Regions from separate parts of the Mus musculus genome. Here region 1 is linked to region 2. A link is a loop called in an ENCODE intact Hi-C map of the cell type or tissue named here. Cell type or tissue: heart. All regions are shown on one strand. Each heading gives the region's core, and the rest is flanking DNA. Links, peaks and the distances in the headings are about the cores only.

Region 1 (2,914 bases), core at 266-2,765, 310 kb before region 2:
CTTGTTCCCATTGGTCCCACTGCTCCCAGGTAGGTGGTTCTCCCCTCACAGCCGCTAGATGAGCTTCCTTGAGTTTTGTAGTCTAAGTATGGTCTCGATGATGATCAAATTGTCCCTTTATTACCTCTAGCTTATCCCTAAAAAGCATTGAGCTTTTCTAACCTTCTAATCCAGTTAGGGGACAGCTTAGGAACTGGAGGAAGGGATGCTAGGCTTAAATATTAAGTTCCTGTGATTTGGAACTTTTAACATCTCAGAGGAAAGCAGGAAGGGCTATGCTCATCTTACAAGGAGAACATCTTATGATTACTTCAGTCGAAAGGGGTAGATTTGAGCTCCTGGGAGAAGCTGCTGAAATATAACGGAACTTAATAAGAAGGGACTTAGTTAGCTGTGGTGTCCTTCCTAGGGAAAGAAGCCCTAATTGAGAGGTTGAGAGGTCACAATTCCTATAACAGTAAGCTGTTTTTACTCTGCCTTAGACAGCAATGCCTCTCTCCACAGTCCCCACTTCACCGTCCCGTTGACCTCTCTCCCTGAGGTAGTCTCACTAAAAACTACAGCTATTTCTAAAAGACTACAAGTTTACTGGTCCGTCTGTGTACAGATTTCTCAGATTTCCTTCCTCAAAGGTCACAACTGCGAGGAAGCTTTATAGAACAAGTTGTATTCTCCCATCCCTTGCCCAGGAAACTTTAGGGCAGAGAGAAAACTAAGATGGGTCCAGCCTGCTCACTATGTAGCCAAGGTTGCCCGGGAACTCCCAGCCTTCCTGCCTTCACCTCCTGAGTGCTGAAACTACAGGTATGTGCCAGCACTGGCTTGTTTCCTCCAGTTCTCTCTAATGTGTGTCAAAGGACTGGTGTCTACTGTGCATAAATCAGACTTCGTAAAGATCGAAGGAAACTGCCCTCGAGTGTTTGGAGGCTCGGTCTAGTGAAACACTCAGCAATTAGGGAGTGTCAGTCCTTCCTTCTGTGCCTCTCAACTCCCATATTCATGGTCTTTATCACTTGCTGCCTCTTTATTCCTTCACGATTGCTTAGGTTTTTAAAAAATAACCACCTTCCATTACTGGCACAGGTTCGCTCTGTATGTAGCTTGAAGAAAGACAAAGGAACCCACCCCCACCCGACTCCCCTTTGCGTACTGCATCCCCCCACCCCCACCCCCCTACAGCGGCGCTCACAGTCCTCATGCCCAAGCGAATGACTTCAGAAGGAGTAGTTTGCTTCAAGGTTTGAAGTTAACCACCCGGCTCATCCTGGCCTTGGGCGCATAGCAACACCAGGCCAGCAGGGGGTGCAGTGTATACAGGCCGTCAAAGACTTGTATTTCTGAATTTCCAAATTCTGAGATTGTTATGTAAACGTCTTTTAAAATATGTACAGAAGCCGCCAGATTTATTTACAACCAATAGGTATTTTTGTAATTATACAGATGAAACAGATACTTTTGGGGGGGGGGAACATTCATACGATACAGGTAAAATAAATGTGCTGTTCCCCACCCCTGACCCAATCCCCAAAGGAAAATGTTGATCTTGCCAGGTTTTTCTTGTACACTGAAAATATTGGTGCACCTAGAAATTTATTTTTTTATAGATGGGATCACACTTCATTTTGCAACTTTTCTTAGACATTTTAGGCACTGTGTGTGCCACGTTATTTGTTATTTCTTTTTTTAAAAAAGATAGCTGCCTAAGATTCCGGTGAATAACTGGAATGTAGCTCAGCCTATGTAACTGTTTTCCTAATGAGCTGTGGTTGCTTTCAGTTTTGTGACTAGATGACTTTCTCGCACAGAGACTTCGCTGTAAGTAAGTGACATTTTCAATTGTTCTGAAAGATATTTTTTAAAAAGTCATAATAGAGGATGTCACGTGACCTGAACATTTCACAGTCAGTCACAATAAGAACCCTGTGGTCTTGCTTGTCAGCTGTGCCCAGGGGAGAATGAGAGTGACGTGGCTCGCAGCAACGCCTACTCTGCGCACAGCTGCAGTCGGCACAGCAGCGCATTTGACTCAGAAGTCAAACCACAGAATGACAGCTCAGTGTCTGCTGAGAAGGGAAACTCTTTATTTGTTGTCGAGTGGGATGGTGTGACTGAGGTAGGCAGCCAGTGAGCTGAGGAGAGGACTGGAGCCAGCGGGCTGGAGGGAAGCCGATTGGCAGCCCAGCGCTCAGCTGCCCACGGGAGACCCAGGCTGCGGGTGGAGTGGTGGCTGTCCTCAGGGATGACACGTGCTCTGTTTTCCACAGTTGGCCGCCCCATCCCTGTTCAGCAGACTCTGAACCCGACCTCAGAGCAGATTGAAGAGCTGCATCAGACATACCTAGAGGAGCTAAAGAAACTGTTCAATGAACACAAAGGGAAATATGGGATTCCGGAGCACGAAACTCTGGTATTTAAATAACCTCCTTCCTCCAAGGCATAAGAAAGGAAGGCAAGAAAGCATCGTTGAGAAAATAAATAAATAATTTCTCTGGTTTTTGTTTTGTTTTTGTTTTTTGTTTGTTTGTTTTGACTCTAGAATCAAGTTGCAGCTGAAAAGAATTAGTGGTGAAGACCACTGCTGTTATTTTATACTGTGATAAATAAAAATACAGGAAAATGGAGGTCTGGGGTTATGACCAAGTGGTACAATGCTTACCTACCATGGGTAAGGCTCCAAGGTTGGTTCATAACAGTGGAAAATAAAAATACACTAGATGATTATAGCACAGGATTGAAGATGACTAAGACTTAAAAATCTTCTGAATTTAGGGAGACTATATCATTCTTCAGGTTCCTAAAAGTCTTAGAATTACTCATGCGCTCAGAGCAAAAGCAAAATACCAACTTCAAAGCGCCTCTAGACACTAACTGAGCAATTCTGTGGCTTAGGGTGGTATCGTCACTGAGCAGGGCA
Region 2 (2,914 bases), core at 297-2,796:
TTGTATGCTAGCTGATAATGTTTTATATGCTATTTAATGATTTGATGATATTATCATTTTAGTTGGTGCAAGTTAGGGGCATGTTTGCATATTACAAAGATATTCACCTAACACTCACAGGATGTTAGGTCAAACACAGGGGTAGGTAATTCATGACTACTTATATGGCTAAAGGTAGTCCAGGATATATGTGCTTACTAACCTGTAACATTCCAGCTTTCTACAATTATTGAAAATGCAATCAGTTAATTAGCATTGTAGAATGTTTAACATATGTGCAGGCTCTCCTTCCTTCCATTTTTCTTCCTTCCTTTTTTCATATGTGTGTGTGTGTTTGTGTGTTTTTCCTGGAAGCTTCAGTTAACACTGGTTAGTTGCAAATGGTCTGTTTCTGAAGAGCCCAAAGGATGTGCCATCATCACTCTTCATGTGTTACCATAGTGATAGCAGGAGCCTGGTCCTCCAGCTGGAGTCTGCAGGCACTCACTCCAAAACCCAAGGTCTCCTTTGTTTTTCATCAATCCTAGATCCTTGCACTTGATTGCCACATAGCCTCTCATCTTTAAATTGTATTTCAAAGACTGATGGTTTTTGAGGAACATGCAAGGGTTAGATTTCTATCAAGAGACACGCAAAACAAGTATGTAAAGTAGAGCTGTTAGAGGATTTGAAAGATGAATTTGAAGTCACTTAGATTGGTGTCTTCCTTTTTCTCCACAGGGTCCTAAAATGACTTGACGGTTGGCTCAGAGTAGAATGTAGCCAGTGGATGCAGGGCTACCACTGTTCACTGTTCTTTCCTTTCTGCTTTGTTCCCGGCAGCCTCTTGCTTCCACTAGTGGACACATATGGGTCACAACTGTCCAAAAAGCACAGCAGTGTGTGTGTGTGTGTGTGTGTGTGTGTGTGTGTGTGTGAGAGAGAGAGAGAGAGAGAGAGAGAGAGAGAGAGAGAGAGAGAGAGAGAGAATATCCACAGGGGAGAGCCGTCAGAAGCTTGGGTTTCACTAGCGTTTGTTCATGTGGTTAGTTTTAATTATTTTGATTTTTTTCAAGAGAAGTTTTATCTCTCACTCAGAATTGTTTTTAAATTTATTAAAAGGTGAGCATGTGAAAAAAAGTTTACCATGTTACTAGCAGAGAAATAGAATAACTCTCTTAAATAGAACGTGTCATTTAAACTACATCAGAGGTTAGTCTAGAGGTCTACAGCAAGTCTCCTGGAGAGAATGCTGCCCCCTAGAGGCACTTTCAAATCTGTGAGGGCTGGAGGGTTGTGATTTAATTAGTGGGCGGGGCCATGATGCCAGAACATTGAAATATTTGCAGGAGACAATCCTGCACATGAAAGAAGTGATTTTCTTGACATTTATAGAGTCTTTGGACTTTTATATGTAGGTATGACATCTTCATAATAATCAGTCTTTTGTTCACATGTTACCCAAGTTATTAGAGAATTTGGTAAATTTCTTCAACTGTGGTTTAGTTCACACATAGAACAGTAGGCATTACGGGGGTGTTCTCAGTACCACAGTAAAGATGCGCCTCTTGCGCTCCATTAGTTCTCTAAGGTCCTTTACACCTTAAACTTGTTGATATTTCATTGCAAATTACAAATTGTAGCCTGTAGGCACCTGTGTATTAGTGTTTATTTTGTGTGTGTGTAATATATATGTAGATGAGCTTTGATATCAGATGTCTTCCATGAGAGTTCTCTATCTTACACACCACATTGAACCTGGCAGTCATGGATTGAACTAGTGTCCTGAGTCCTGGGGAATCCTGGCTTCAATCCTCCAAGAGCAGTAGGAATATAGATGGGTCATCATTCCCTCCAGGCATTTACACATGTGCCAAATGGTCCAGCCTTGGGTCTTCAGGCTTGATTGGCAAGCACTTTACCCACAGAGCAATCTCCCTAACCTATTTTATTTAATTGTGCTTCATATTTCTTTTAGGTATAAATAGATTATGTTATGGATGAGTGGTTTGGTTTGATTAGAGGTTGCTGTTTTGCTGCTTATTACGATTCAGAGTCTGATAATAAAAGCCTCTATTATTAAATAATTAAGTGGACACAAACATTACTTCAGTCATACTTTAATGTATTATTAAATTAACTGACCTAACTTTTATGGAGCACTTACATTTGTGATAGAGTCAAAAAAGAGAATGAGATACTGCTTTGAGCCTGGCAATGTAGAGTGGAAATGGAGCAAGGTCAACAGCTGAAATACGGGAGACAAATGTAGGGACTGGAGTGGGTAGCAGTGGAGCATATGGGAGAGGCAGTCAATGTTTGGGGTTTTGGTGAGTGGAGAAAGGAATGTTGATACAAGCTTCTTCCTGGGAAGCTGAACCTAAAAAGGCAGAATACAAATCTCTTGTCTTAGGGAAGACACCCTCCTTCCCTTCCTAGTCCCTTACCATCTATGGCTGGCTCTCAATCATGAGAGTAGGAGAACTTGCCGTGTCATTCCCTGGCTGCAACTCTCAGGAGAGTGGGCCTTGCATGTCTCCTGGGCAGCAAGGTAGAGCTGGCCCTGGTAGTGGGGCTTGTTGTTGAACTGGCTCTGAAGACATGAGAGCAAGAAAACCATTGGGTTGACCAGCTCAGTTACCTCTTAGGCTCAGAGATCCAGGGCTTTGAATTGGTCCGACCCAACATCTGCCCAATCCATGAACTGCTGGATTACATGAAGGATCCAGTTCTACAAATCCAAAACTATAGGATCTCTATGACACAGGGCAACAAGGGGAGAGGAGTCCCAGTGAGGTTCCAGTATTGGCAGAGTAGCAGAAGCCCAGAGGCCATGTAACAGACCAATGAATCATTGCAATGAACATTTGCAAACAAAGATGTGTGGACAAAGGATATACCATGTGACAGACACACTGTGACACACTATGTCTTC

What was found. Hi-C counts contacts between places; a loop is a spot of excess contacts. Peaks named below come from ENCODE experiments on the same cell type or tissue, not always from the same donor. Only the 100,000 strongest peaks of a DNase experiment are listed, where the experiment ranks them.
Region 1: a loop joins it to region 2, with 2.6 times the contacts of the local background. A loop is called at or near these places in 2 of 42 quality-filtered maps.

The regions. Positions count from the first base shown.
Region 1 is chr1:78,535,680-78,538,593 of GRCm38, forward strand. Mogat1 (monoacylglycerol O-acyltransferase 1) reads left to right here. Exons shown (of 7, transcript NM_026713.3): 7 at 2,265-2,494. The coding sequence ends at 2,419. Among named protein-coding and RNA genes, the nearest start is that of Mogat1, 26 kb to the left of the region's middle. In heart, for the core only: a CTCF peak has its summit at 1,313 (motif pointing right); DNase peaks (open chromatin) are centred at 1,292 and 2,152; H3K4me3 peaks cover 719 bases; H3K27ac peaks cover 472 bases.
Region 2 is chr1:78,845,426-78,848,339 of GRCm38, forward strand. All of the region lies in intron 3 of Gm29536 (predicted gene 29536), which reads right to left. Among named protein-coding and RNA genes, the nearest start is that of Kcne4, 30 kb to the left of the region's middle. In heart, for the core only: a CTCF peak has its summit at 1,242 (motif pointing left); a DNase peak (open chromatin) is centred at 1,256.